Regions from separate parts of the Homo sapiens genome. Here region 2 is linked to region 1. A link is an interaction called in ENCODE POLR2A ChIA-PET data of the cell type or tissue named here. Cell type or tissue: Caco-2. All regions are shown on one strand. Each heading gives the region's core, and the rest is flanking DNA. Links, peaks and the distances in the headings are about the cores only.

Region 1 (16,069 bases), core at 3,106-11,105:
GGCCAGCCACCCCGTCAGGGAGGTGAGGGGCGCCTCTGCCTGGCCGCCCCTACTGGGAAGTGAGGAGCCCCTCTGCCCGGCCAGCCGCCCCGTCCGGGAGGGAGGTGGGGGGTTCAGCCCCCCCGCCAGCCAGCCGCCCCGTCCGGGAGGGAGGTGGGGGGGTCAGCCCCCCGCCCGGCCAGTCACCCCGTTGGGGAGGTGAGGGGCGCCTCTGCCCTGCTGCCCCTACCGGGAAGTGAGGAGCCCCTCTGCCCGGCCACCACCCCGTCTGGGAGGTGTACCCAACAGCTCATTGAGAACAGGCCATGATGAGAATGGCGGTTTTGTGGAATAGAAAGGGGGGAAAGGTGGGGAAAAGATTTGAGAAATCGGATGGTTGCCGTGTCTGTGTAGAAAGAGGTAGACATGGGAGACTTCTCATTTTGTTCTGTACTAAGAAAAATTATTCTGCCTTGGGATCCTGTTGATCTGTGACCTTACCCCCAACCCTGTGCTCTCTGAAACATGTGCTGTGTCCACTCAGGGTTAAATGGATTAAGGGCGGTGCAAGATGTGCTTTGTTAAACAGATGCTTGAAGGCAGCATGCTCGTTAAAAGTCATCACCACTCCCTAATCTCAAGTACCCCGGGACACAAACACTGCGGAAGGCCGCAGGGTCCTCTGCCTAGGAAAACCAGAGACCTTTGTTCACTTGTTTATCTGCTGACCTTCCCTCCACTATTGTCCTATGACCCTGCCAAATCTCCCTCTGCGAGAAACACCCAAGAATGATCAATAAAAAAAAAAAAAAAAAAAATTTGAGACACTACCCTCAATAGCCATGAAAGGGATGAAAGATCCAGTGAAGTCTCTCAGCTTTACTCTTAGGGATAATAATGTTAAGGCTAAAAGCTCTGAGAAGTCCTGTGTCCAGCCCTGAATTCTGATCCACGGTATTTGCTTGATGGTAGCCTTAAGGTTGACTGAATCCTGCATCTGAAATCTTGGCACCTGTTCTTGAGCAAATCTTTTCTATGGGTGCTGGTCAGACATAGAACTGGGATATATGAACTTACTGCATAGGATATATAAATTGTGTGTGTGCTTTTTAAACAGTAATTATTTTACAACTCATAATGAATTTGTTTATAGAACCAGAACTGTTTTTCCCAAGTTGGTGTTCTTTGGTGTGTCCAAATCTGGGTCATAGCATCTAACCATAGCTCTAAGAACTGGAAGGTGACTTATCTGAATATAGACTTGTCTGACTGTATATCCTCCTACATAACTTTCTCTCTTTTTTTTTTTTTTTTTTGAGACAGGGTCTTGCTCTGTCTGGAGTACAGCGGCAAGATCATGGCTCACTGCAGCCTTGACATCCTGGGCTCAAGCCAACCTCCCAATTCAGCCTCCTGAGTAGCTTGGACTACAGAAGCCCACCACCATGTGTGGCTATTTTAAAAAATTTTTTGTAGCAATAGGCTGTCACTATGTTACCCACAATGGTCTTGAACTCCTGGGTTCAAGCCACCCTCCTGGCTTGGCCTCCCAAAGTGCTGGGATTGTAGATGTAAGCCACTGTGTTCTCTCTTTTTGAGTGCCAGAATTCCTGAGTTCATTATCACTGGATATTCTCCCTGCCCTGTGCCACCACCACTGTACAGGATCTGTAACAATGGTTGTTTGCTTACTTGCTAATAAATATATCTAGTTAATAACCGTATGTAAGGCAGTGTGCGGTGACTCACGCCTGTAATCCCAGCACTTTGGGAGGCCAAGGCAGATGGATCACTTGAACCCAGGAGTTCAAGACTGGCCTTGGCAACATGGTGAAACCCCATCTCTACAAAAAATATAAAAATTAGCCAGGACGTGGCTGAGTCGAGAATCACTCGGGCCTGGGAGGTCAAGGCTGCAGTGAGCTGTGACTGTGCCACTGTACTCCAGCCTGGGTGACAGAGCAAGACATGGTCTCAAAACAAACAAACAAAAGGTCAGGTGCAGTGGCTGACGCCTGTAATCCCAGCACTTTGGGAGGCCAAGGCGGGTGGAATACCTGAGATCAGGAGTTCAAGACCAGCCTGGCCAACATAGCAAAACCCCATCTCTACTAAAAATACAAAAATTAGCTGGGCCTGGTGGCAGGTGCCTGTAATCCCAGCTACTCGGGAGGCTGAGGCAGGAGAATCACTTGAACCTGGGAGGCGGAGGTTGCAGTGAGCCGAGATCGCACCATTGCACTCCAGCCTGGGCAACAAGAGTGAGACTGTATCTCAAAAAAAAAAAAAAAAAAAAGAAAGAAAGAAAGAAATTGTGTAGCAGAATTTGATCTGAAACCTATATATACAGGAAGTGGCAAACTCTCAGTCACCCAAGTTTCTTTGGCAGATACTTATCAAAAAGAAAACAAAACAGAAAACGACATCGTCTATTATCTTTTGCTTACTTCTACTCTCTGGAACTTCACTGCTCTTGTAGCTCAGATACTTGCTAGCAGTTAGTTTCTCATAGAAAAAACACAAAACAGGCAAGTGATCCACAGCTTTCTAGCTAACCTCTGATGTCTGGTTTTGTAGGAACAGAAAAACCACCCTGGATAGGTAAGCAACATGTATAACAAATATAGAAAATGGCTTTTTTTGTTGTTGTTTTTTTTTTTTGAGATGGAGTCTCACTCTGTCGCCCAGGGTAGAGTGCAGTGGCGCGATCTCCGCTCACTGCAAGCTCCACCTCCTGGGCTCATGCCCTTCTCCTACCTCAGCCTCTGGAGCAGCTGGGACTACAGGCGCCCGCCACCACGCCCGGAGAATTTTTTGTATTTTTAGTGGAGACGAGGTTTCACCGTGTTAGCCAGGATGGTCTGGATCTCCTGACCTCATGATCCACCTGCCTCGGCCTCCCAAAGTGCTGGGATTACAGGCGTGAGCCACCGCACCCGGGCTTGTTTGTTTTTTTGAGATAGAGTCTAGCTCTGTCGCCCAGACTGGAGTGCAGTGGCAGGATCTTGGCTCACTGCAACCTCTGCCGCCCAAGTTCAAGTGATTCTCCTGCCTCAGCCTCCTGAGTAGCTGGGATTACAGGTGTCTGCCACTGCACCTGGTAATTTTTGTAGTTTTAGTAGAGACGGGTTTCACCATCTTGGCCAGGCTGGTCTTGAACTCCTGATTTTGTGATCCACCCGCCTCGGCCTCCCAAAGTACTGGATTACAGGCGTGAGCCACCGTGCCCAGCGGTTTTTTTTTTTTTTTTTTTTTCTTGAGATGGAGTCTCACGCTGTCACCCAGGCTGGAGTGCAGTGGTGTGATCTTGGCTCACTGCAACCTCTGCCTCCTGGGTTCAAGCAATTCTTGTGCCTCAGCCTCCTAAGTAGCTGGGATTACAGGTGCTCACCACCATGCCCAGCTAATTTTTGTATTTTTAGTAGAGACAAGGTTTCGCCATGTTGGCCAGGCTGGTCTCGAACTCCTGACCTCAGATGATCCACCCACCTTGGCCTCCCAAAGTGCTGGGATTACAGGTGTGAGCCACCACACCCGGCTAGGGTTACTGTCTTATATACTCCTCGTTGCCTTGAAAAGGCTCCAGAATAATACACTTATGTAAAAAGAATTGAGTTTGGCCTATTATCCTCAAACGGAGTCAGATTCTAGGACATTATTAAAAGATCTTTTTGGTGAATGAAATCTTAAAAGTTTATATCCCAGTGGACACCATAATGATTATGGATATTTTTATAATTTAAAAATTTGCTTTAATTCATCAGATTTTCTCTTAAGAATTTATCCTAAGGATGTGGCCTAAAGATTAAGCTACAAATGATGCTCATCACAGAGCTGTGCATAATTAGAAGCAACCTGGCCAGGCATGGTGGCTTACACCTGTCATCCCAGCACTTTGGGAGGCCATGGTAGGGAGACTGCTTGAGCCCAGGAGTTGGAGACCAGCCTGGGCAACATGGCAAAATCCCACCTCTACAAAAAATTAGTTGGGTGTGGCACAAGACTGAGATGAAAGGAGCACCGGAGGTCAGGGCTGCAGTGAGCCATGATTGTGCCACTGCATGCCTGCCTGGGTAACAGAGTAAGATCCTGTCTCAGAAAAGAAAAGAAAAGAAAAAATAAAAGAGAAAGGAGGGCAGGGGAGGGGGAGAGGAGGGGGATGGGGATGGGAAGAAGAGAGGAAAGGAGAGGAGAGGAGAGGGGAGAGGAGAGAAGACGAGACGAGACGAGACAAGACGAGACAAGAAAAGGAGAAATGACCTAAATGTCTCACACTGTGGCATTAAAGAAATCACAGTACCTAGGCTTAGCACAGTGGCTCATGCCTGTAATCCTAGTACTTTGGGAGGCCAAGGTGGGCGGATCACTTGAGCTCACGATTTCGAGACCAGCCTGAGCAAACATGGCAAAATCCCGTCTCTACAAAAAATATAAAAATTCGCCAGGGTGATGGTGCATGCCTGCAGTTCCAGCTACTCGGGAGGCTGAGGTGGAAGGATTGATTGAGCCTGGGATGTCCATGCTGCAGTGAGTCATGATCATACCACTGCACTTCAGTGTAGGTGACAGAACAAAACCCTATCTCAAAAAAAAAAAATCATAGTATATACACATGTATATATTACATACACCTGAAATACATGGAAAGATGAGACAAGGGAAAGGAGGTAGGCAGAAGAGGTGTATGAATACTAACCATTTGATTTTTCTTTCTTTGAAAAAAAAAGATTACTAGTGCCTGAAGTCTTAGCATGATGGTGGCAAGAGGGTGCAGTCTTGCCTGTGGTAGCAGAATTACCTATAAGTAATACTTATATGAACAGGACATTTTCTTGTGTGTGTGTGTGTGTGTGTGTGTGTGTGTGACAGAGTCTCACTTTGCCGCCAGGCTGGAGTGCAGTGGCGTGATCTCAGCTCACTGCAACCTCCGCCTCCTGGTTTCAAGCGATTCTCCTGCCTCAGGCTCCTGAGTAGCTGGGACTACAGGCGTATACCACCACACCTAGCTAATTTTTGTATTTTTTTTTTAAGTAGAGATGGGGTTTCACCATGTTGGCCAGGATGGCCTTGATCTCTTGAACTCGTGATCCACCCGCCTTGGCCTCCCAAAGTGCTGGAATTACAGGTGTGAGCCACCATGCCCAGCCGGGACATTTTCTTAACAGACTCCTCGGGAAGATTACTGTCAGCTACCTTGTTTTCCCTGTCATTCAGATTTTAGAATTTTATTAAGTCTCTTTTACGTGTTTCATTAACATGTATAAGTAGACTAGAAAACTTCTTCCAAAACACAATTAACAGGGGACAAATTAATGGTTTCAATAAACTATACCAGCACATTCTAATCTCAAACTTATTTGTTTTCAAAACATATGCATTGTCCACCTCACCTCCTTATGATTCACATTTCCATGTTGTCTGACACCCACTGTATTATGTACAGTGTGATCCAATGTGTTTTACATATAATATGTTAAATTGGATAACTTACCACAATCTATCATTTCAAAGTCATCATTTATATTTTTATTATATGCCACAACTTCTCTTGGAATACTTTTCAGCAGAACACTTCTATATACCTACATGCCAGAGGGGAAGAAAAGGACAGCTCAGTCACAGAGGTACAGGTTAAACAAAATCAAAGTGAGAAGAGCAAAATATCAAACCAATTAAAAACTATTTGTCTGTATAAGTGATACTCAAGGGTAAAATGTTATTAGCTCTAGTAAGTATAGATTATAACACATACCATAAAAGAGGGGATACTGGAGAAGAGCCTACCATCTAAGATGGGCTTAGTTTATAAAACAGAAGAAATAGCAACTAAAGACTGATGATCAGGTTTTACTAAATGAAAGCAACTTTAAAGACCTGAATTTGGTCAGGTGCAGTGGCTCACACCTGTAATCCCAGCACTTTGGGAGGCTGAGGTGGGTGGATCACTTGAGGCCAGGCGTTCAAGACCAGCTGGCCAACATGGTGAAAGCCCATCTCTACTAAAAATACAAAAATTATCTGGGTGTGGTAGCGCACAGTTGTAATTCCAGCTACTAGGGAGGCTGAGGCAGAACTGCTTGAACTCAGTGGGTGGAGGTTGCATTGAGCTGAGATCGCACCACTGCACTCCAGCCTGGACAACAGAGCAAGACTCTGCTCAAATACAAAACAAAATAAAACAAACAAACAAAAAACAAAAGACCTGAATTAATTCCTCCTTCTTCTTAATTCCTTACACAACAATCAATTGGTCTTTTTTTTCTTTTTTTTTTTAGAGACAGGGTCTCACTCTATGGCTCAGACTGGAGTGCAGTGGCACAATCATGGCTCACTGTAGCCTTGACCTCCTGGGCTCAGGCAATCTGTCTGCCTTGGCCTCCTTAACTGGTGGGATTACAGGCGTGAGCCACTGCGCCTGGACCAGAGTCATTTGTTCTTAATGCAGCTTGTTTTTCTGCCCCCAGCCCATTCCCATCTCCTTTCAGATGGCCACATGAAAATCTTTTCCCTTCCCTGCCCCTAAACTATTTCTCACCTCTGAGATAGCTGGAAAGGCATGATCCATTCCCCCTTGTACTGTATTATAGGTTACTGGTATTAAGAAGATATTCAGGGAACCATGGCTTGGCCCATTCTTGACTCACACTAACCTCACCTTAATGATCTTCAAGGACAATCTAGAGCTTTCTAGGCTCTGTTCCTGAGGGATTTTCCTGAAGAAGCCCAGAAACTCTTAGCTTATCACAGGATATAACAAATACCTGTACTTGGTTCTTCAAATGTCTCTATATTGCTTGCTATAATGTATTTTAGGGCTTAAACAAAGCTCTCTTAGAAGGGGATATAACTACTAATACTGAGGCCACATCTCTATTTTGGTCTGCAGTCTAGGCCACTACCTCTCTCTTTCTGTCTACAATTTCCAGGGCCAGAGAAGAGGCCATTATGCTTCCTAAGAGCAGAGCAACTAGGTTCTTGAATGATCAAACCCTTAAGGTAATTTACTTGTGTTCTTCAGGTACAATAATAACAACAATATGACATGAACATTCATTAAATGCTTATTGTGTGCCAGTCCACTCTGCTACCATGACTGAAAGGTTTCATGGAATTTTCACCACGGTCAGAACAATATAATCAGAAATGTTTAACATCTATTCAAAGATGCAAACATTAGGATGCTTAGCAGATGGCAAAAGAAGCTGTAGTTAGGTTAATGAATCCTCAAATTTCACTGGGTTTAAATATCATTAAAAAATAAAGTCATATAATTAAAGAATATTATTATTATTATACATAACTTTTTTTTTTTTTTTTTTGAGACAGAGTCTCGCTCTGTCGGCCAGGCTGGAGTGCAGTGGAATGCTCTTGGCTCACCGCAACCTCTGCCTCCTGGGCTCAATCAATTCTCCTGCCTCAGCCTCCCGAGTAGCAGGGATTATAGGCGTGTGACACCACGCCTGGCTAATTTTTGTATTTTTAGTAGAGACAGGGTTTTACCATATTGGCCAGGCTGGTCTCGAACTCCTGACCTCAGGTAATCCACCTGCCTCCACCTCCCAAAGTGCTGGGATTACAGGCGTGAGACACCGCACCCAGCCATTATACATATCTTTCATTAAATGAACAAATGGAATGGCAGAACTTATGAGAAGTATATGAAAGTATATGGATGAGTCGGAAACAGTCAGACTTCCTGGCTTCTATTGAAACTGTCCTTCAATGAAATTATCTCTTGAGTTTAATGTTATCCATTAAAACAGAAAATCTGAAGTATATTAAAACTATAAAATAAGTTTACCTTTTATATAACTTGTCAGTGGAAAAGAGTAAATCTATTTTTGGACAGTAGGAAAAATAATGTAACTCACGTGACTATTAGCTTGGGGCTGATTCCTATAACTTTTCATAATTTCTTGAAAAGTTCTTTCTTCTTTTGTTACCTAAGGAAAATAAAAACCGCATTTATCAACTGCTTTTTGAAAGAAAAATGGCTCTGAACAAAACTTCAATTATAAGTTGGCACTGAGAGCAACCTTGCAGAAAACCATTAACCCCAGGCCAGTCCATGACTAAAAACCACTAACATTTATGATTTTTTCTACCTTTAAAGTTCAGGCTTTGTGGCCTGTGGGGACTCACTTAATAGTTTCATTAATCAAAAAGCAGTGAAACTGCTATGGTGTGACTCTACTGAAAATCCATTTCTTTATATAAAAAAAGATATAAGAAAACTCAGATCTGTTTAATTCCCTGCAGTCTCCAGTTTTATTAATTTTTAAGTACTTACTTAAAAGTAAATTAACCACATACGAAGGATTAAAAATATCTTACAGTGATGATTCTCAATCAAACTGAGTGGCTATTACAGGATTAGGTTTTAACATTTCAGGACAGACTGTAGGGTTTCTAATGCTTAGACAGAAGTCACAGTGGTGGCCAAAAGGAAGAAAATGGATTAGTGATCCAAAAAGGAATTCCTTCTGGGATCTCTGTGATCATAAACTTCACTTAAGTCACTCTTTTCCCCTGCTTCACTGTCCATTAGTGCTAAACCTGTTCTCTATAATGATGAGCTAGAAATGGCAAAGCCTGAACTCTAACAGTCTTCTGGAAAACACACGATTAGTTAGTAACATTTATCTTTTAATTTTTTAATTCTTTTTTTTTTTTTTGAGATAGAGTCTCAGTCTGTCATCCAGGCTGGAGTGCAGTGGCATGATCTTGGCTCACTGCAACCTCTGCCTCCCGGTTTCAAGTGATTCTCCTGCCTCAGCCTCCCGAGTAGCTAGGACTACAGGCGCGTGCCACCATGCCCAGCTAATTTTTGTATTTTTAGTAGAGACAGCGTTTCACTGTGTTAGCCAGGATGGTCTTGATCTCCTGACCTCGTGATCTGCCTGCCTTGGCCTCCCAAAGTGCTGGGATTACAGGCATGAGCCTGCGCCCGGCCCTTCAGGTTGAGTTTTCTAACTGCAACTTCATCATTCTGCAAATCAGCAAGATACACTTCAAACACATGACTCTTGAAGCTATCAGATGCAATTTGGTTCCTTGAGTCCTGGTAACTAGTGTCTTTCCAGTATTTCTTGTATTGAACATAGTCGGTGCTTTTTTACATCAAACCAATCTTTCTTAAAAAATGAATCAACCATTTTCTTCTTTGCTCCCTTTTTGTTGCCTTTTGTATGGTGCATTTTCTCGTCAACCACCATAGTGCTGCAGTAACAATTATTAAGACCTATTTTTTACAGAGATTTCAAAGAGGCATTGTGGGAGGAGGGGTCACAAAGGAGTTTAAAAACATATGCTCTGTCTCAAAAAGCTGAAAAATCAAGTCTTAACTGTATACATCTGCTAGGACTGCCAGTGTGGCCAGTACAGTCAAGACAAATGATTGTATCAGATATATGAGAATTTTAAAAAACAAGCAAGATATGTTATTCCATGACTTAAAACACGTTGTAGCAACTAGAAAGTAAAATGCTCTTCTGAGGCAGCACAATAAATCACGAGAAAGCAATATGCGATATGGTACAGAAACTTTTATTTTTCTTGAGACAGGGTCTTGCTCTATTGCCCAGGCTGAGGTACAGTGTCATGATCTCGGCTCACTGCAGCCTTGGCCTCCTGGGCTCAAGAGATCCTCCCACCTCAGTCTCCCAAGTAGCTGGGCCTATAGGTGCAAGCCACAATGCCCAGCTGATTTTTATATTTTTTATAGAGATGAGGTTTCACCATGTTGCCCAAGCTGGTCTCGAAATCCTGGGCTCAAGCTATCTGCTCACCTTGACCTCCGAAAGTGCTAGGATTATACGTGTGAGCCACCATGCCCAGCCTCTTCTCCCAATTTATACATTACCTTTGCCATGATATAAAAGGCACAAAGGAGGAGCTGATCCAAATGCCTGTCTTTCATTAGATCAGGACAGTGAACTAAAGTGAATTCAAAACACGTCCATATCTTCCTTCGTAACTCATTTGAAACATCCAGTTTTAGACATAGATCACGTAAGCGTACACTTGCCAAATGATAGACCTAAAATAGAAGGTAACACATTGATGCAAAACACCAAGTAAATCATTTCTCAAATTTTTATGTCTTACCAAGACCAAGATTAAAAAACATAGGCTGTTGATATACTAAATTAAATAAAATTTCTGTTCTATAGCACTAGTTCACTGCTATGGCAGGAGGATATAGATTAAAGCAAAACTACTTGAAAAAATTTTTTAAAGATGTCATCTATTACTCTATGCTGCCAACTATGTAAAGTAAGAAAAAATGAAATATAGGATTTACCTGCATCATGACAATTATGAACATATAATTTTTCCTTTTTTTTTTTTCTTAGGTGGATTCTCGCTCTGTCACCCAGGCTGGAGTGCAGTGGCACAATCTTGGCTCACTGCAACCTCTGCCTTCTGCATTCAAGCAATTCTCCTGCCTCAGCCTCCCGAGTAACTGGGCTTACAGGTGCATGCCACCACGCCTAGCTAAATTTTTGTATTTTTAGTAGAGACAGGGCTTCATCATGTTGGCCAGGCTGGTCTTTAACTCTTGACCTCAAGTAATCCATGCACTGCAGCCTCCCAAAGTACTGGGATTACAGGTGTGAGCCACTGTGCCCGGCTCGAATGCATAATTTTTCAAAGCTCAGAAGTCTCTGTCTATTCTCTTTGGGTTCAGGTAAAATTGCTAGGGGGTCTAACATGCCAAATAATAAATGAAATATTTGACTCCAAAAATGAGTCAGAAAGCAAAACCATTTAAAAAATTGCTCCTATATTCTACACTTTTTAGGAGCACAATGGGAACGAAACAGGAATGTTAAAATAAGTAAGATACAAAGTTGTTGTTTTTTTTAAAGCCTGTGAAAATAAATTCAGTTCAATTCCCTGGCCCTAGATCCTGCAAGATTGTTTTTTTATTTTAAGACTTGATAACCGTGATGTGGTATTCCTAAACCAGACTATTCTATTCAAACTATTTTTTTTTTTTTTTTTTTGAGACGGAGTCTCACTCTGTAGCCTAAGTTGGAGTGCAGTGGCATGATCTTGGCTCACTGCAACCTCCACCTCCGGGCTCAAGTGATGCTTGTGTCTCAGCCTCCCGAGTAGCTGGGACTACAGGCAAGTGCCACCACGCCTGGCTAATTTTTTTTTTTTTGTATTTGAGTAGAGATGGGGTTTCACCATGTTGCCTAGGGTGGTCTCGAACTCCTGAGCTCAGGTGATCTGCTGGCCTCGGCCTCCCAAAGTGCTGGGATTACAGGCATGAGTCACTGCGCCTGGCCCAAACTATGTCTTTAAATTTCCAGATGGAAAAAAAAAGTTACCCCTTACAGAAAATTATCTTTGGCAGAAAAATACCTACAAACCGAGCTTAAAAACTAATTTAAGCTACTCAGTGATCTAATATAAAGAGAGACAAACAGTTGACTCCAAAGCCACCAGTGATTTATTTTACAGCAAACAAATTTTCTGCATCCTCTCCCCTTGTTTCTGGTCCAGCCATGCTCAGTAAATAGTAGGGTAAGAGCAGAGAGAAAGATGCTAGAACTTTATATTCATGAAAGGAGAAGATAAGATATATAGTCCTAGCTAGAATAATTAAAAATAATATGTAGTTAAGTAATACTTGGTAAAGTATCTTTTACAGAGCTGATCCAATGCTTACAGGATACACATACGCTGGAAGGCTTTTGATTCTAACATTCACAGTAAATTCTATTTAGGCATAGAACACCAGCATCACACTGAGTTCAGCATAGATAATCGTTATAATTTACTCAATGAATGGTTATTTTGAATTTATTATAGATTCAGACATTTCAGTTCCTTTTATATTTTCTAGCTTCTAATCTATGAGCAGGTTATAATTAAATGAAAGGAAAAGGATGTTAGATTCTAAAACAACATTCAAAATAAAGAATTCACCAAAAAGTCTTATTTCTGTCAAACTTAGGTTAATTATCAGAGGCAATAATTTGCCATTTTGAAAATTAAAAATGGTAAGTAAATGGGGAAACTGCTATATTTTCAAGCTCTGTTGTTAAAACAGTCCTTAGGCATAGGAGGGGGTGAAGGGACAGAGGAGAGAAGCCAGTAAAGGTGGTGAAAAGAGCAAGACTCTCCCTCAACCATCCCAACTGCCAACCAAAGCAGCTCTGCTTTCATATATTTTGTTTATACTTCTGAAGACTATTTCATTCAAAGAAGGGATTTCCCTAAAAGATGAAATTCCTTGGAGAATCAGTTGCTCCAAAACCCACAATGTAATGAAAATAAATGAGCTATAATTGAAAGGAACAGAAGACAAAGAATGGTTGTAGAAGCTATAAATGAGTTGTTTTCCAGTGTCTGTCTCCTCTTCTGCAATAACAGAACCCTTAACATTTACACCCACCTTCCTGTAATAAAGACTATATTTGCCCCTTTGAAAATTCTGCCTGGGCACGGTGGCTCACATCTGTAATCCCAGCACATTGGGAGGGTGAGGTGGACGGACTGGTTGAGTCCAGGAGTTTGAAACCATCCTAAGCAACATAGCGAAACCCCTTCTCTACAAAAAATTAAAAAATAAGCTGGGTGTGGTAGCCTGTGCCTATAGTCCCAGCTACTCAGGAGGCTGAGGTGAGAGGATCGCTTGAGCCCGGGAGGTTGAGGCTGCAGTGAGCCATGATCTTGCCACTGCACCCCTGCACGGGTGACAGAGCAAGACCTTGTCTCCAAAAAGAAAAAAAAAAACATTCTACAAGTGGCTATATGACTAAGTGGGAAATAAACAGCATTGGTGTATGTAACTTCTAGGACAGGTTCTGAAGGTGAGGAGGCATGCTCTTTTTCTTTCTGCTGGCTAGAATGCAGATATGATATCTGGAAGGGAAGCAGTCATCATGGACTGAGTTAGAAACCTTGTGTTGAAAATGGCCAAAAAAACCTTGAAGGGACCTGGGTTTTTTTTTTTTTTGAGATGGAGTCTTGCTCTGTCACCCAGGCTGGAGTGCGGTGGCGTGATCTCGGCTCACTGCAACCTCCGCCTCCCAGGTTCACGCCATTCTCCTGCTTCAGCCTCCCGAGTAGCTAGGACTACAGGTGCCTGCTACCATGCCTGGGTAATTTTTTTGTATTTTAAGTAGAGATGGGGTTTCACCATGTTAGCCAGGATGGTCTCGAACTCCTGACCTCATGATCCGCCCGTCTTGGCCTCCCAAAGTGCTAGGATTATAGGCGTGAGCCACCGACCTGGCCAGGACCTGGGTTCTTAATGGTCGTGGTAACCACAGCAGTCCCATACTATTTACACAGACTTTATGTGAAAGATAAATTCTCTTGTTTAAGCTACTATTATTTTCAAACAGCTAAACTGAAATCTAAGAAATAAATAGATAATCACTATGCCCGAGGTCAGAAAACACATTAGAGGTACTGTGAAAGAAATAGGATTTGATATAAAAATGTAAAAAATAATCCTCATGTTTTATCTTAATGTAAAATTATCTAATTCAGAGTGTGGGCTGAGACCTTCCATGACATCAAGTGACAAAAGAATGGAGAAAAACATGATTGAGGAAGAGTATAAATTAAAGAAGATTTATTTAGCATAGAGAAAAAAGGACATATAAAAAATTATTGCCGGGCGCAGTGGCTCATGCCTGTAATCCCAGCACTTTGAGAGGCCAAGACGGGTGGATCACGAGGTCAGAAGTTCAAGATCAGCCTGGCCAAGATGATGAAATCCCATCTCTACTAAAAATACAAAAATTAGCCGGGTGTGGTGGCACACACATGTAATCCCAGCTACTCAGGAGGCTGAGGCAGGAGAATTGCTTGAACCCGGGCGGCAGAGGTTGCAGTGAGCCAAGATCGTGCCACTGCACTCCAGCCTGGGTGACAGAGCAAGACTCCATCTCAAAAAAAAAAAAAATTATTAGGCTGGGCGCAGTGGCTCACACCTGTAATACTAGTACTTTGGGAGGCTGAGGTGGTGGATCACTAGGTCAGGAGATCGAGACTGTTCTGGCCAACGTGGTGAAACCCTGTCTCTACTAAAAATAAAAAAATTAGCTGGGCATGGTGGTGCGTCCCTGTAATCCCAGCTACTCGGGAGGCTGAGGCAGAGAATTGCTTGAACTAGGGAGTCAGAGGTTGCAGTGAGCTGAGATTGCACCACTGCACTCCAGCCTGGTGACAGAGTGAGACTCCATCTTAAAAAAAAACAACAAAAAAAAACAACAAAAAAAAACCAAAAAATTATTACAAGAACAATTAGTTGGGCATGGTGGCTCACACCTGTTGTAATCCCAGCACTTTGGGAGGCTGAGGTGGGAGGATCGCTTGAGCCCAGGAGTTCAAGATGAACCTGGGAAACACAGCGAGACTCCATTTCTACCAAAAAAAAAAAAAATTTAGCTGGGTGGGGTGGTGCATGCCTGTGGTCCTACTACTCAGGAGGCAGGAGGATCTCTTGAGCTTGGGAGGTAGACTGCAGTGAGACATGATCGTGCCTATGCACTCTAGTCTGGGCGACAGAGCAAGACCCTGTCTCAAAATAATAATAAAAAAAGAATGATTAGTAGAGAAATACACTTAAATTTGCCTGTAGACCCAGGTACTCGGAGGGTAATGAAAGAGGATCACTTGAGCCTAGGAGTTTGGGCTCTAGCGTGCTATAACTGTGCCTGTGAATAGTCACTGTACTCCAACCTGGGCAATAGAATGGGCTAGCCAACCATCTAGCTGTGGGATGCACTGCAGTCATGTTTGGTTATAAATATCTGATTAACATGTCTATCTTATCAGAAGCTGATGATTCAAAATGTGCTCGTAAGAGATAGGACAAATTCAAGTTATGTCTAAGGTCAACCGTTTTTAGTCCCTTTCCATTAATATTAAAATAATTTAGGCATTATAATAAGAACTGGTCATATGCTAATTTAAAGGGTAACACATTAGATTTATTTTATTTATTTTTGAGTTTTGGAGACGGGATCTTACTCTGTTGCTTGGGCTGGAGTGTAGTAGCACCTTCTTAGCTCACTGCAGCCTCGAAATCATGGGCTCATGTTATCCTCCCACTTCAGCCTCCTGAGTAGCTGGGACTACAGGCATGGGCCACTATGCTGGCTAATTTTTTAATTTTTTGGTAGAGACTGGGTCTCGCTATGTTGCCCAGGCTGGTCTTGAACTGCAAGCCTCAAGTAACCCTCCTGGCTTGGCCTCTGAAAATACTGAGATTACAGGCATAAGCCACCATGCCTGGCCTAGATTTATAATAAAAATTATGAGTAACAGCTGGGCATGGTGGCGCATGCCTGTAATCCCAGCACTTTGGGAGGCTGTGGTGGGCAGATCACCTGAGGTCAGGAGTTTGAGACCAGGCTGGCCAATATGGTGAAACCACGTCTCTACTAAAAATACAAAAATTAGCCAGGTGTGGTGGTGGACACCTATAGTCCCAGCTACTTGGGAGGGTGAGGCAGGTGAATCGCTTGAACCTGGGAGACAGAAGCTGTAGTGAGCCGAGATCACGCTACTGCATTCCAGCTTGGTAGACAGAGTAAGACTGTCTCAAAAATAAATAAATAAATAATGGCTTGGGTGGTGACTCACACAGTAATCCCAGTGCTTTGGGAGGTCAAAGAGGGAGGATCACTTGAACCCAGGAGTTCAAGGCTACAGTGTGCCATGATCATGCCACTGCACTGTAGCTTGGGTAACAGAGCAAGACCTTGTCTCTAAAAATAATAATAATAAAAAATATATAGCCTTCTCACAGTATCCCAGCAATCTTTAGAATGATTCTTCGCTAATTAAAATTCACCCATGAGATCCAACATGTATTTGTCCCACAGTGAACTCCATTCTACGGCAACATAACACAAAAGAGTTTCAGTAAATTCCAGAGGCTGGCCAACTACTTACTCAAAGTTAGAAAAGAATACAAGCTGGCAAAAAACATAAGTTAGATCTGAAAACAGAATCAAACCCTGTGAGCCTGAGTCTAAACTTATAGCTCACCAGGATCATAATGTTCTCTTGAAAGGTCAAATGTATTTTTTAAGTGGCTAAAGGTACATTACTTGAT
Region 2 (16,069 bases), core at 4,722-12,721, 180 kb before region 1:
CACTGTGCCTGGACCCCCCTTTTTTTTTTTTTTTTTTTTTTTGGAGATAGGGTCTCACTCTGTCTCCCAGGCTGGAGTGCAGTGGTGCGATCTCACCTCACTGCAGCCTCCACTTCCTAAGTAGCTGGGACTACAGGCAGGCACCACCACACCTGGATAATTTTTGCATTCTTTATAGAGACAGAGTTTCACTATGTTGCCCAGGCTGGTCTCGAACTCCTAGGCTCAAGAGATCTGCCCACCTTGGCCTCCCAAAGTGCTGGGATTATAGGTGTGAGCCACCGTGCAGGCTTTGCTTGTTTGTTTGCTTGCTTATCCTGATGTCACAGATAAAGAAACTGAGACTTAGAGAGGGGAAGTGGCTTCAGGGTTCCAGCCACATCTCTGCTAAGGAGAGGCTGGGTGAACTCAGGCAAGCTGTTCCTCCTGAGCCTCAGTTTCATTACTTGTACCGTGACCTTAAGATGCTTTCAGAAATTGTCTCCCCTTTTCACTATCAAGGGTTGCAGCAGCAAGACGGTGTGAAGATGGTGCTCCGTGTTATGGGCCAGGCCATGGGGGTGGGCAGCTGAATGAAGGGAGGGGGCTAGCCACCCTTAGCAGCAAACGCCTCCTCTCCCTGCACACTGAGAGGGCATTGGCACATCACACCAACACACCCAGTGGGAAGGATGGCTGGAGGAATGTTCTGGCCTTGGGCTGTGGTGTCTCAGTCCAAGGACACTGGCAGGCTCGCCCTCGGGGGAGGAAGGCAGGCAGCGCCTGCAGCGAGGAGTGTGCCCTAGAAGAATGCACGATCCTCATATCTCATCAGCAGGCAGAGAGCTAAGGCCTGGCTCTGCCTCTAGGGCCAGAAGCCACCCCAGGCCATTTGGAACACAGAACCCTGGAATGGGGGGATTCCAGCCTTTAAGGGACACCTAGGCTGATGGTTTCTAGCCGGCATTCTGCAGAACCCCCTGAGCCCTGCATGGCCTTGAGGTTGTCCCTCCCTCTCTCTCAGGGGCTGTTTGCTCATCCACAAAATGGGCATGATCGCAACCTTGTTAGCATGAAAATGTTTGAGATAAACTGTCAAGCAGGGCGCATAACACACTGTATACCCAACACACAACAGGAGGAGAAGGTCTGCCAGGGGAGGAACTGGCATGAACAAACACAGACAGGAATGTGTCTCAGGGTCACATTCGGGAAGCACCAGTACCCCAGAGACACTGGCCTGAGACCCAGCCCCTGCACTGACTTCACACCAAATGGCAGGATCTCGCAGTCTCTTGCAGCCACTCCACATGCGTTATTCCTGTTGGTCCTCACAATGACTCAGGGCACCACTGCCCCATTGTATAGGTAAGGAAACTGAGGCACAGAGGGCTGAGCCCCATGCCTGACATTGTTGCATGTTTTCTCAGTTAATCCTCCCACAGCGGCTGTGGTTCTTTGATGAATGACTCTCTCTCTCATTACCCCGTGAGCTCCCTGAGGACAGGAACTGGGTGTGTTTTGTTCACCATTGTAACCTTAGTGTCCAGCACACAATTTACACAGTAGGTGCTCAGGAAATGCATGTTGGAGGAATGAATGAATAAACAACCTTGCCAGGGAGGCATAAGCTGCCCATTTCCCACAAGCGGGGGCTCACAGAGACACTGGCTTGGGGGGGCTTGCATGTGCCCACCTGCCCTAGGCTGGCCCTGCTGGATGCATGAGGTCCTCACCTCTCTCGGTCGCTCCAGCTCCGTCTGCAGCACCTGCTTAGCCAGCTCAGTCTCGATGAGCCGCTGACGAAGCTCTTCGTTCTCCTCCTCCAGCCGCGCCCGTTTCTTCTCCACCACCTCGAGCTCCTTATGCAGCCGCATGGAGATGTCCTTAGAGACCTGTGCAGGGGTGGGAGAGAGAAGGATGTGAGCAGGCTGAGGAGAGCCCCCACTGCAAGTCCCACTGACCACCCGACTTTCACAGCAGGGCAACCCTAGAGACAGGCAGGTTCCTATCGCATCACTGCCACGCTGCAGATGAGCAAACTGAGGCACAAAGAGACCAAGAAACTCATGAAGGAAGCAGTAGAACCAAAACCCAAACCTAGGTACCGCAAGCTCTCAGCATCTGTATCACAGCACAGCCCCAGAAAGCTGGGAAGACCCTGTTCTCAGGAATGCCTTTTCATTTACCTGAGGCTTTTTTTTTTTTTTTTTTTTTTGAGACAGGGTCTCACTATGTCTCCCAGGCTGGAGTGCAGTGGTGCAATCATGTCTCACTGCAGGCTTGAACTCCAGGGCTCAAGCAATCCTCTCACCTCAGCCTCCTGAGTAGCTGGGACTACAGGTATGCATAACCACAACTGGCTAATTTTTGCATTTTTATGTAGACACGGGGTCTCAGCCGGGCGCAGTGGCTCACACCTGTAATCCCAGCACTTTGGGAGGTCGAGACAGGTGGATCACCTCAGGTCAAGAGTTCGAGACCAGACTGGCCAACATGGTGAAACCCCATCTCTACTAAAAATACAAAAAATTAGCCAGGCGTGGTGGCAGGTGCCTGTAATCCCAGCACTTTGGGAGGCTGAAGCAGGAGAATTGCTTGAACCAGGGAGGCAGAGGCTGCGGTGAGCCAAAATCATGCCACTGCACTCCAGCCTGGGCAATAAGAGCAAAACTTTGTCTATAAATAAATAAATAAAAAGAAACGGGGTCTCACTATGTGGTCCAGGAGAGTCTTGAACTTGTGGCCTCAAGGGATCCTCCTGCCTCAGCTTCCCGAGTAGCTGAGATTACAGGCATGAGCCACTGTGCCTGCCTACCTGGGCTCTTCACACTTCCAAAGCCTCTCCCAGCCACCACTTGCCCAGTCCTCACAAAAGCCTGTGGGAGGGCCAGAAGCTCATCTTAAAGGGAGGAGACTGAGGAACTGGGTACAGTAGCTCACACCTGTAATCCCAACACTTTGAGGGGCTGGACACGGTAGCTCACACCTGGAATCCCACACTTTGAGAGGCCGAGGCAGGGGGATCGCTTGAGCCCAGGAATTCGAGATGTGCCTGGGGAACATAGCAAGACCCCACCTCTACAAAAAACCCAAAAAAGTTAGCTTGGCATGGTGGCACACACCTACAGGCCCAACTACTCAGGAGGCCAACATGGAAGAATCACCTGGGCCCTGGAGTTCGAGGTTGCAGTGAGCTATGATTGTGCCACTGCACTCCAGCCTAGGCAACAGAGCGAGACCCTGTCTCCTAAAAACAAAACAAAGCAAAGCAAAACAAAACAGAGAGGGGATTGAGCTGCAGTGGAAACCCAGAGAAGATGGGCCCTAGACCACTGAATCCCATCTCTGCCAGTGACCAGCATGTAGTCCTGGGCAAGGCAATTTTCCTCTCTGTACCTCAGTCTCCTCAACTATAAAATGAACGCAGTGATAACAGGGTCAACCTTACAGGCCCGACAGGATAACTGAACCAGCTATTACACAAAAGCCTTGGCCTGGGGCCTGCACACAGTGAGTTCTGGGTGACTGGTAGCTGCTGCTCCAAGGAACTGAAGCCCAGAGAAGGGCATGATCGCTGGAGGTCACAGTGTGACCCTGAGACCTATATCTAGTTGTCTGGGATGTAGAACAGGCCCAAAATGACAAAGGGTGGGCAGATGTCCAAGTCATCCCTACAGAAAGAAGCTAGAGGAGCTGCAATCTCTGATCCTGGTCCAGGACTCTGTAGCAACAGCACCCCATTCCTGGTAGACACCCTCTGTTCTGTCCCCTGCTGGCTGGTTGAGGGAAGCCAGGAAAGGAGGCCTGCAGGGATGAGGAAGGAAGGCCCTTCTGGGCTGGGAAATTGCAACCAGACTCCATCTCTATGTACATTGGGAACTACTGTTTGGTGAATACCTACTGCATGCCAAACTCACCCATCTTCACCCCAATCCTGTCCCCATTTTACAAGGAAACTGGAGCTCAGAGCAGAAGTGACTCACTCAGGGTCACGCAAAGCCAGTGTGGGTTGAGCTGGGCTGGGAGCCCCAGGGGTTTGGCTGAGGGGCCAGTATAGCCCAGGGTTTCCCAGGGGTGCCCAGGTTTCGCCAGCAGGAACTCCATGTGGGGCAGAGAGCCCAGCAACCCATGCCTGCTGGTCTCGGAAATGACTGTTGTGCCTCCTCCTTGCCAGAAGGGAAGAGGGCCCTCCCTGGCTCTGACCTCTGCCTGGGCCGAAGCCCAGCTCGGCACGGACCCCTTGGCAATGTATGAGGCAGGCCAGGAAAAACAACGACCAGAAAGGAAACCAGGCATGGCCTCTCCCTCCCTGCACTGCCACTGCCTGTTTCTGCCCGAGGATCTCGTAGGACAGCCAGGAGCGGGCCCATGAGGCTCCTCCCACAGCCTCTCTGGGTACCAGACCTTCCTCATCCACGAAGTGGGGAGAACAACCCCTCAGTATCAGAACAAGGGCTTTGCAGATAGGAAAACTAGATTCAAGCCCAGTTCCAGCATTTACTGGCTATGTGACCCAGGTTAAGTTATTTAAACATGGTCCCCAGTTTGGGGCTGTTAGGTCACCCAGTAAGCCCCTGTCCTGATCAACATTCCATTCATTAACTCACTCATACTCACTCACTAACTCACTCACTCACTCATCCTGCTTAGGCACTGGAGGCAGGAGTGGTGGGGTACAGAGATCAAGGCCGCAGACATACTTGGCCTCATTCATATCTATGTGTCCCAGCAGCAGCGCAGCGTCAGGCACACACTAAGTGCCTAATAAATGCTTGTTGGATGAACAAATAAATCCAAGGGTCCAACAAGTGAAAAGGGAGGGAGATGAATGAGTGAATGACTGAATATACATGGGGAGTGGTACCTGCCCTCGCAGGGCTGAAGAGGCTGCCCTCAAATGCCAACCCCACCCACTATCCAGGAAGGGCTGCACCCCTGGCTGGGGTGAGGGCTCCTCTCTCAAATGAGCTCCCATCTGGGCCAGCTCCTCTCCACCTGCGGGGATGCCCCATCTCCACCATGTCCTCCACCTGGGGAGGCTACCAGTCCCCATCAAGAAGTCACAATCCATGTGGATTTCTGGATCCTCTGGGGTTCATGAACAACTCTATGGATTTCATCCCCTCCCATCCTCTCCATGATTCCCCAGTTCCCTTCTGCCCCATTCTCCATGGAATCCCTTTCCTATTTACTCCCTTTCCCTGATGGCTGCTGTATCAAAAGAAAGCACAGGCCAGGCACGATGACTCACGCCTATAATCCCAACACTTTGGGAGGCTGAGACGGGCAGATCACTTGAGGTCAGGAGTTCAGGACCAGCCTGGCCAACATGGTAAAACCCCGTCTTTGCTGTCTCTACTAAAAATACAAAAATTAGCCAGGCGTGGTGGCACATGCCTATAATCCCAGCTTCTTGAGAAGCTGAGGCAGGAGAATTGCTTGAACCCAGGAGACGGAGGTTGCAGTGAGCTGAGATTGCACCACTGCACTCCAGCCTGGGTGACAGAGCAATACTTTGTCTCAGAAAAAGAAAAAAAAAAATCACAACTCCAGGCAGCCAGACTGGGAGGCAGGAGCCCTGTGGCCTGGGCTTGTCCCTGCTCCTCAGTGAGCCTCAGTGGTCCTGGGCCCCCTCGGCCCTCACAAGTGATTTACAGAATCAGCTGGAACATCCCCCGGGTGCTCACCACGTGCTTTTCATCCCGTTGGGAAGCACTTTGATTATTATCCCCATTCTGAGGCTCAGAAAGGAAAGGTCACTTCCCAAGGTCACACAGCTAGGAAGGCTATAGAACTAAGGTTTGAAATCGAGTGGGTCAACTCTAAAGTCTCACTCTCAGGCTGATTTTGCCGTATAGGCCCAATGCGTGAAAACACATTACATTAACATCAACAATACAAGTATTAATAATAAACCCCAACAGTGGGCTTACTGTGTCAGGCATTTGAAGGGCCCCACGTGTCTATCCCATTTGATCCTCCCAGCTACCCTCAAGGTAGGGGGGCTGAGATACTAAGGGAGGCGCGGCAGCTGCGGCTTCCGAAAACCAGGGCAAATCCCTAAACCATAAACAAATGCACTCAGCCATGAGGTCACTGTTTACAGCGCTAGGGCCTGGCTCCTGCCAAGTGCAACTAGCAGCCTCCAGCCCCTGCTCCCCAGGCATCAGGCCCCTCGGCTCCTGGGCCTCTGTCATCCTGATCCTCAGGGAGAGGGATGGGAGCTCTCACGAAAGAGCAGCTCCTGGCCGGGCATGGTGGCTGACGCCTGTAATTCCAATACTTTGGGAGGTCGAGGTAGGAAGACTGCTTGAGGCCAGGAGTTCAAGACCAGCCTGAGCAAAATAGGGAGACCCCCATCTCTATAAAAACTTTTTAAAATTAGCAGGGCATGATGGTGTGTGCCTGCAGTATCAGCTACTCAGGAAGCTGAGACAGGAGGATCCCTTGAGAGCCCAGGAGGTCAAGGCTGCAGTGAGCTGTGATCAGCCACCGTACTGCAGCCTGGGTGACAAAGAGAGACTATGTTTCAAGAAAGAAAGAAAGAAACAAAGAAACAAGGCCGGGCATGGTGGCTCATGCCTGTAATTCTGGCCCTTTGGGAGGCCGAGGCCGGCAGATCACTTGAGGTCAGGAGTTCGAGACCAGACCGGTCAACACGGTGAAACCCCGTCTCTACTAAAAAAATACAAAAATTAGCTGGGTATGGTGGCATGCCTGTAATCCCAGCTACTCGGAAGGCTGAGGCAGGAGAATTGCTTGAACCCGGGAGGTGGAAGTTGCAGTGAGCAGCGATCACGCTACTGTACTCCAGCCTGGGTGACAGAGCAAGACTTCATCTCAAAAAAAAAAAAAAAAAGAAAAAAGGAAGAGCATCCCCTGGCCAGGCAGCATTCTGGACTCCGTGTGGCTGAATCCTCCTACAAACCCCAGGAGGGTAGGAATGTCACCCCCACTCTACAGATGAGGAAAGTGAGGCTCAAAGAAGGGAGGTAACCTGCACAGGTCACCTAGGAATGAAACCCAAAGCCAGAACATTTTCTCCAGCAACATCTGTATCTGAGGAAGGGGGCGTGCTCCTGGTGTGTCCTTGGCTTCCCACAGGAGTCACTTTAGACCAGAGTTTAGATCCCAGATTCCCTGGACCTGACCTCCTTGTATCCGGTCTCAGCTCCTCACGGGTCCTGGGAATGTATGTTGTGAACAAGCCCTCCTGGTGATTTTTATCCACCCTGGGAGGCTGAGATCCTGGCCTACCCTCGCCCCCAGACTACTAGTCTACTACTACTACCAACCAGTCCTACTAGCCTACTACTACTAGTAGTCCTACTGATGTATTGCTCAGAAGAACTTATACTTGCTGTGTGAGTTCTTCTCAGCAATAAGAAAACCACAACCAGACCAGGCATGGTGGCTCACACCTGTAATCCCAGCACTTTGGGAGGCCGACGTGGGTAGATCACCTGAGGTCAGGAGTTAGAGACCAGCCTGGCCAACACAGAGAAACCCCATCTCTACTAAAAATACGAAAATTAGCTGGACATGGTGGCGCATGCCTGTAATCCCAGCTACTTGGGAGGCTGAGGTAGGAGAATTGCTGGAACCCAGGAGGCAGAGGTTGCTGAGATCACACCACTGCACTCCAGCCTGGGTGACAGAGTGAGACCCTGCCTTAAAAAAAAAAAGAAAAAGAAAACCACAACCAATACATGTTTATTTCCAGACCTAGTATTTAATACTCTCTTCACTTGAATTATTTCATTTTATCCTCACAAAAACCTCTAGAGGGAGGGACTCATTTTATCTCCATTTTCCATGAGGAAACAAGCTCAGAGATGTGAAGGAACTTACCCAAGGCCACACAGCAAACGTGGCACAGCAGCTCTCCGCCCCGTGACCTTGCCCTCCTCATGCTGGGCAAAGGCCCCACCGAGGTTCTGTAGGTCCTGTCAACGGTGAGGACCAGCAGAGAGGGAGAGCTGGGGGTTGGGGGGGGGCACTGAGGCCTGTGGTTTTATTCATGACCCCCCACCCCACCCCACCAATACCCCTCTGCTCCATAAAACCACAGGAGCTCAAAAGCCCTGAGGATTCAGCTGGTCAAAAGCCACATTTAACAGAAGGGGAAAATGAGGCACCAAGCGGTAGGGGCAAGTCAGGGCATGGACCACGGAGCTGGCAGAGCAAGTTGGGGAAGTCCCAGAGGTACCCTCCTAGGCAGCGCCCGCCCCCTCCCCACTCGGGTCCATCAAGCCCTCCAAGACGATGCCAGGGAAAGCAGCATTCTGATAACTTCCCAAAACCCCCCAGAACGACCCCAGCACATGGGGCTCAGGGTGGTGGCCAGAGGTGTCCATCCAGCTCAGGCCCCAGGCCCGCAGATGAGCTCAGCGCTCCAGCTGCAGCGTGGGGAGAGGAGGGAGGGAAGGGCAAGAGGGATGCTGATTGGCTAATTCAAACCCCAACAGAAACGGCCCCTCCTCTCCGCCCAGACTCCGGAGAGCCACACACCCGCTCCCCACACCCGCCTCCCCGCCGCCGCCGCCGCTGCTCTAGCTCCACCCACGGAGGCGCCGCAGCCGGCAGCTAGCTCCAGGTCCCAGCCTCTCCTCCGCCTCTTCCTCATCTTTCTGAAGTCTGACATTTTTTTGTGTCCCTCCCAGAAATCCTCCACTATATGCCCAAACGCAGATTCCTCTGAGCTTCTCCAGCTATTCCCTCCCCCTCCCCATCTCCTCCCTACTGCCTTCCCCCACCACCCCCCACCCCTCCCAACCCAGTGATTGGAATCTGAATATGCCCGGGAGCTGCCCTGTCAAGTAGAGGTACGCTTTGAACTTGGAAACTAACTCATTCTTTTTTTTCTTTTAGAGAGAGACCTTGTCGCTCTGTCGCCCAGGCTGGAGTGCAGTGCTGCAATCATAGCTCACTGAAACCTTTAACTCCTGGACTCAAGCAATCCTCTGGCCTTGGCCTCCCATATAGCTGGGACTATAGGCACTTGCCACCACGCCCAGCTAATTTTTTTTTTTTTTTTTTTTTTTTTTGAGACAGAGTTTCACTCTGTCACCCAGGCTGGACTGCAATGGTGTGAGCTCACTGCAACCTCGGCCTCCCAGGTTCAAGCGATTCATCTGCCTCAGCCTCCTGAGTAGCTGGGAGTACAGGCGTGTACCACCACACCCGGCTCATTTTGTATTTTTAGTAGAGCCGGGGTTTCACCATGTTGGCCAGGCTGGTCTCGAACTCCTGACCTCAGGTGATCCATCCGCCTCGGCCTGCCAAAGTGCTAGGATTACAGGTGTGAGCCACCACCCCCAGCCTCTGCTAATTTTTTTTATTTTTTTGTAGAGATAGGGTCTTGCTATGTTGCCCAGCCTGATTTCCAACTATTGGCCTCTAGCGATCCTCCCACTTCAGCCTCCCAAAGCGCTGGGATTCTGGGATTACAGGCATGAGCCTCCACCTCTGGCGGAGACACAACCATTGGTTGCCTCATGTGTAGGACAGCACTACAATCCCATTGTGCACCAACAAGACCACAGGGGGCGCCAGCAGCTTCCTGGAACAGGCACTCCTGTTTACCTCCCCTGGTTCTGCTGGCCTTTGAAACCATGGCTCTCCCTGGTCCCTTAACAAAGGTTTTTCTTTTATATTCCACTGGAAAGGCTATAGGGCTTGAGTTTGCCAGTGTCTTCCAACAGAAGGGACTTCTCCCCAGGTAAGTGTGTGGCTGACTCGCATCCTGCCGCTCCCCTGGGTCCTCACAGGAGCCATCTTCTGCCACCTTCCTCTTTCCCCCTTCCTGGCTCAGGCCCACTTCTCCCTTGGGCCTTCACTCAGAAGTCACCCCTGCAGGAAGCCTCCCTAGGGCCCCATCCCAGCTCCTCGTGTCACCAGATCACACTGGGCTGAGTTCTGAGGGCAGAGGGCCGGGCCTGGGGGCCCTGGAGTTCTCACCACCAGACCAGAGCTTCCGAAGACAGGCAGGGGGACATCCCACCTGCCAACCTCCCACCCACCCTTCCCCTGCTTCCTGAAGCAGAGAGCAGTGAGGCCAAGCTGGAGGCTTGGGAGGCTCATGAGCCTGGGCTCTGCCACCAACACACTGAGCGCCCCTTGACCTTCGGCAGGTATTGCTTTTCTCTGAACCTCAGATTCTTCATCAAGAAAATGGAAATAATGATAGCTAACATTTTTGAGTCCTTATGCTGGCATTTTACCCACATTATTATTATTATTATTATTATTATTATTATTATTATTATTATTTTTGAGACGGAGTCTCACTCTGTCACCCTGGCTGGAGTGCAGTGGCGCGATCTCAGCTCACTGCAACCTCCGCCTCCCGGGTTCAAGCGATTCTCCTGTCTCAGCCCCTGAGTAGCTGGGATTACAGGCGGGAACCACCACACTCGGCTAATTTGTGTATTTTTAGTAGAGATGGGGTTTCACCATGTTGGCCAGGCTGGTCTCGAACTCCTGACCTCAGGTGATCTGCCCGCCTCGGCCTCCCAAAGTGCTGGGATTACAGGCATGAGCCACTGTGCCCAGCCCGCATTATTTCATTTAATCCTCATATAACCCTGTGAGATAGAGATTGCTGCAAACCCATTTTACAGATGAGGACACTGAAATTGATGACTTTGCTCAAAATAATAAAGTTCAGGTATATTGGAGCCAAGATTTAAACCAGCCTTGACCAACTCTAGGCCTTCACTACTTCTCTTTGTTTTTTTTTTTTTGAGACGGAGTCTCGCTCTGTCGCCCAGGCTGGAGTGCAGTGGTGACACGATCTTGGCTCACTGCAAGCTCCGCCTCGTGGGTTCACGCCATTCTCCTGCCTCAGCCTCCCGAGTAGCTGGGACTACACATGCCTGCCACCACACCTGGCTAATTTTTTGTGTTTTCAGTAGAGACAGGGTTTCACTGTATTAGCCAGGATGGTCTCGAGGCCTTCACTACTTTTCATTAGCATAATTAAGGAACCTCTGCCTGACACCGTGGCTCATCCTTGTAATCCCAGCACTTTGGGAGGCCAAGGCAGGAGGATCACTTGAGCCCAGAAGTTTGAGACCAGCCTGGGCAACATAATGAGACCCCATCTCTACAACATATAGAAAAATTAGCCAGGTGTGGTGGTGTGTGCCTGTAGTCCCAGCTACTCAGGAAGCTGAGGTGGGGGTAGCCCAGGAGGTGGAGGCTACAGTGAGCTATGATCACATCACTGCCTGATACCTAGGCAACAGAGCAAGACCTTGTCTCTAAAAAAACAAGAAGAAAAAGAAACCCCCATGGAACTGTGCGGGGACAATTAGAGGCTAGCACCAGGTGGTGGTTGATACTCAATAAACAGTAGCTTCTCAGCCAGGCGCAGTGGCTCATGCCTGTAACCCCAGCACTTTGGGAGGCCAAGGTGGGCAGATCACCTGAGGTCAGGAGTTCGAAACCAGGCTGGCCAACATGGTGAAACCCTGTCTCTACTAAAAATACAAAAATTAGCCGGGTGTGGTGGCAGGTGCCTGTAATCCCAGCTACTTGGGAGGCTGAGGCAAGAGAAATCGCTTGATCCCGGGAGGCAGAAGTTGCAGTGAGCTGAGATCGCGCCATTGCATTCCAGCCTGGGCAACAAGAGAGAAACTCTGTCTCAAAGGAAAAAAAAAAAACAGTAGCTGCTGCTAGTAGGAAGGATTCATATTATGATATCATTTTGGGATACCCTTGATAGAAGCCCTGTGGGTTCACCAGGAATTCCTACTTAGATGAGGAAACTGAGGCCCAGAGAGGTGGTAGAACTTGGCCATGGACACACGGAAATGAGATGCAAGGCCAACCTGGGCCCCACTTAGACTTGTGGTCCCATCCCAGCAACAAGGGCACCCGAGCCCAGGCTGACCTTGACATCCTGCTCCAGACCACGGATAAGCTCGCCGTCCACCTGGCCGGTCTGGGCGGCACGGAGACTGCGGCGCTCGGCTTTGCGCAGCCGGTACTGCAGGATGCGGCAGGTCTTGCTGGCCTGGTCCAGCTGCTGTCGCAGCTCCTGCAGCTGATACACGTCCTCCTCCATATAGACGTCCCGCATCTCCAGCATCTCGGCCCGCAGCTCCTCAATCTCGTCCTGCGGAGGGAAGGAAGAGTCAGGTCACTGGGCCCACAGTAGCAGCTAGGAGGCCGGAGTACTGGCCACACCTAGGACTGAATGAAGCACCGTGGGGGACCTGGATGTGGCAGGCTGAATGACAGACCTCCAAAGACGTCCATGTTCACATTCCCAGGATCTGTGAATGTTGCCTTACATGGCAAAAGAGACTTTGCAAATATGAGTAAATTAAGGATCCCAAGACAGGGAAACAGAAGCAGAGGCTGGAGTGAGATGCTTTGATGTTGGAGGAAGGGGCTGTGATGACGGAGGAAGGGGGTGCCTCTCAAGGCAAGGAAAAGGTTTCTCCCCTGGAGCCTTCCCGAGGAATGCAGCCCTGCCCAAACCTTGATTTCTAGACCTTTGACCTCCAGGATCAGAAGATAATAATCTGGTGTTCATTTTTTTGTTGTTTTTGAGACGGAGTCTCACTCTGTTGCCCAGGCTGGAGTGTAGTGGCACAATCTCAGCTCACTGCAACCTCCTCCTCCCTACTTCAAGCGATTCTCCCTGCCTTAGCCTCCCAAGTAGTTGGGATTACAGGTGCCCACCACCACACCCAGCTGATTTTTTATATTTTTAGTGGAGACGGGGTTTCACCATGTTGGCCAGGTTGGTCTTGAACTCCTGACCTCAAGCGATCTGCCCGCCTTGGCCTCCCAAAGTGCTGGGAACAGGTATGAGCCACCCTGCCCAGCCTGGTGTTTTTTTTTTTTTTTTGAGACGGAGTCTCGCTCTGTCGCCCAGGCTGGAGTGCAGTGGCGCTATCTCGGCTCACTGCAAACTCCCCCTCCTGGGTTCACGCCATTCTCCCGCCTCAGCCTCCTGAGTAGCTGGGACTACAGGCACCCGCCACCACGCCTGGCTAATTTTTTTTTTTTATTTTTAGTAGAGACGGGGTTTCACCGTGTTAGCCAGGATGGTCTCCATCTCCTGACCTCGTAATCAGCCTGCCTCGGCCTCCCAAATTGCTGGGATTACAGGCATGAGCCACCGTGCCCTTGGCCTGGTGTTCTTTTAAGCCACTAAATTTGTAGTGATTTGTTACAGAAGCAACAGGAACACACTGGGGAAGCAGGAGAGGCCATTTAAGAAACATGGATGAGGTTGGGCACGGTGGCTCATGCCTGTAATCCCAGAACTTTGGGAGGCTGAGATGGGCGGATCACGAGGTTGGATCAAGACCATCCTGGCTAACATGGTGAAAATCCGTCTCTATTAAAAATACAAAAAATTAGCTGGGCATGGTGGCGGGTGCCTGTAGTCCCAGCTACTCGGGAGGCTGAGGCAGGAGAATGGCGTGAACCCAGGAGGCGGAGCTTGCAGTGAGCCGAGATCGCACCACTGCACCCCAGCCTGGGCGACAGAGCGAGACTCCGTCTCAAAAAAAAAGAAACATGGATGAGCATCAACTATGTACGTCCTAGGTAGGCCCTGTGCTAAGCGCAGGGGCAGGGAGGGACAATGGGGTGGGTCCAGCCCCTTCTATATACTCTGTATGGAGCCCCAAGCTTCACCAGGAAGATACACAGTAAACCAGAAAATAATAATAACAAAAGACACCTGGCTGGGCGCAGTGGCTCGCACCTCTAATCCCGGCACTTTGGGAGGCCGAGGTGGGTGGATCATTTGAGGTCAGGAGTTTGAGACCAGCCTGGCCAACATGGTGAAACCCTGTCTCTACTAAAAATACAAAAAAAAAAAAAAAAAAAAAAAAAAAATGAGCCCAGCGTGGTGGTTCACGCCTGTAATCCCAGCTACTCGGGAGGCCGAGGCATGAGAATCACTTGAACCTAGGAGGCAGAGGATGCAGTGAGCCGAGATTGCACCATTGGGTGACAGAGTGAGACCCTATCTCCAAGAAAAAAAAACAAAAACAAACCTCAGATACTGTTAAGTGCTATAAAGACAAAGCCAAAATGAAACCAAACAACATGAGTTATATGATAGGGTGAGGGGGGGTGCTATGTTAGGGGACATGATCAGGGAGGCCATCTCTACAAAAGAGACATTTGAGCTGAGACAAGAAGGAACAGCCGAGAAAGCTAGGGGGAGAGGTTATTCCAGGCAGAGGGAACAGTGTGTGCCAAGGCTCAGAGGCAGGAAAGAGCTCAGTGTGTCAAGGTACAGCAAGGAGGCCAGGGCAGCTACTGGGTTAATTTGAGGCTGAGGAAACTGACAGGAGTCAACCACATGGTACTGTGAAGGGCCAAATAGAATTTGGGTTTGGGATTTGTTTGCTTGCTTTTGTTTTGAGATGGGGTCTCACTCTGTCACCCAGGCTGGAGTGCGGTGGCAAAATCTCAGCTCGCTGCAACCTCTGCCTCCCAGGCTCAAGCCACCCTCCCACCTTAGCCTCCCAAGTAGTTGGGACCAAAGACACACAACCCCACATCGGGGGTGGGGGGTGGGGTGTGTGTGTGTGTGTGTGTGTGTGTGTGTGTGTGTGTGTGTGTATACAGGGTTTTGCCATGTTGCCCAGGTTGCTCATGAACTGAGCTCAAGCAATCTGCCTAGCTCAGCATCCCAAAGTGCTGGGATTACAGGCATAAGCCACCATGCCTGGCCTGGGTTTGGGTTTTAAGCAGAGAGGGTAAGAGTATGACCTCACTTCCTGAAGGCAGCTTCTGCTACCGCTGTCATCAGCTTCCAGCTGTTCCTCACTTCTCCTTTGTAATCATTATTAGCAAATTTGCAATTCTATGTTTAATAGTTTGTCTCCCAGCCAAACCATGAGTGCCTGGAGGCAACCCCATTTGGCCTAGCAGGTGGTAGCCTCCCAACAAATATTAACTGAATGGATGCATGCATGTTTAGTCAGGTCAAAAACAACAAAAAAGACATACGAATGTGCAACAATCATTAGATACTAAGTGTAAGGGGGAGGGAAGTAGAATTACGCAGAAGAAATGCATAATTATTATGTCTCATACAAATGTGAAAACCTAGTCACAAATGGGAATGATAATACCTACTCTTAATGTGACCGAATGATTTAAATAAGATTGTATACTAAGAAGGGAAACTGGCCAGGTGCGGTGGCTCACGCCTGTAATCCCAGCGCTTTGGGAGGCCAAGGCGGTCAGATCGCCTGAGGCCAGGAGTTCAAGACCAGCCTGGCCAACATGGTGAAATCCCGTCTCTACTAAAAATACAAAAATTAGCCAGGCATGGTGGTGGGCACCTGTAATCCCAGCTACTCGGGAGGCTGAAGCAGGAGAATCATTTGAACCTGGGAGGCAGAGGTTGCAGTGACCCAAGATCATACCACTGCACTCCAGCCTGGGCAGCAGAGCGAGCCTCTGTCTCACAAAATAAAAAAAAAGAGAAACAGAGTCACCAGGGATGAATGACCTGCTAAAGGCATCCCTGAGGAGCCAGGGGAAGCACCGAGGATGGCAGTGATGGAAGCAGGGGTGGGGGGTCCAAGGGGCAAGAAGGCCTCTGTGGGCCCTGGAGAGGGCAGATCTGGAGAGCCGGATTCCTCAGCTCTCCCTACCCGTCTTTCCCCAAAGAAAACGGAAAGGAAGGGACTGGGAAGTGGGGTCTCGTATTCCTCCCTCCTCATGCTGCCACTGGGAGGAGGGAGTGTCCACTCTGCTCCCGTCAGAGGGACACCTCTGGCTTCTGTCCGAGCACCCCTCACCACACCCTCGCTGGGGCTGGGAGGAAGGGGGATCTGATTTTGTGCCTGTGAAAGGAACAAACATGGGGTTCTCTCTCTTCACTCCTGCCTGCCCAGATGGGGAGGACTGCTCTGCTCTTCCAATGGTCAGCCTGGTAGGATGGCTCCCTGTGAGGAAGGGGGTACGACTGGGGTTGCCAGCGCCCCCTGAGGCTGGATGGATTTAACTCAGAGTCAGGGTTAGGGAGCCCTGCCCTCCAGGCCAGTTCTCACAAGCTCGAGAGGTTTTCCTGCCCATCGGTTTGACTCCTGGGGCTGCA

What was found. ChIA-PET counts read pairs that join two places held together with the same protein. Peaks named below come from ENCODE experiments on the same cell type or tissue, not always from the same donor. Only the 100,000 strongest peaks of a DNase experiment are listed, where the experiment ranks them.
Region 2: POLR2A ChIA-PET joins it to region 1 with 10 read pairs; 2 of 35 experiments call an interaction of 5 or more read pairs at or near these places.

What each region holds. Positions count from the first base shown.
Region 1 is chr20:37,012,809-37,028,877 of GRCh38, forward strand. RBL1 (RB transcriptional corepressor like 1) reads right to left here. Exons shown (of 22, transcript NM_002895.5): 17 at 9,842-10,018; 18 at 7,851-7,922; 19 at 5,471-5,561. It also overlaps the pseudogene RPS3AP3. Among named protein-coding and RNA genes, the nearest start is that of SAMHD1, 69 kb to the left of the region's middle. In Caco-2, for the core only: no CTCF peak of the experiment used is centred there; no DNase peak of the experiment used is centred there.
Region 2 is chr20:36,827,339-36,843,407 of GRCh38, forward strand. It overlaps MTCL2 (microtubule crosslinking factor 2), which reads right to left. Exons shown (of 15, transcript NM_080627.4): 2 at 11,879-12,103; 3 at 1,716-1,874. Among named protein-coding and RNA genes, the nearest start is that of MTCL2, 28 kb to the right of the region's middle. RefSeq lists enhancers at 215-274, 775-884, 8,075-8,134, 14,322-14,381 and a silencer at 8,365-8,654. In Caco-2, for the core only: CTCF peaks have their summits at 9,530 and 9,729; DNase peaks (open chromatin) are centred at 8,473 and 9,523.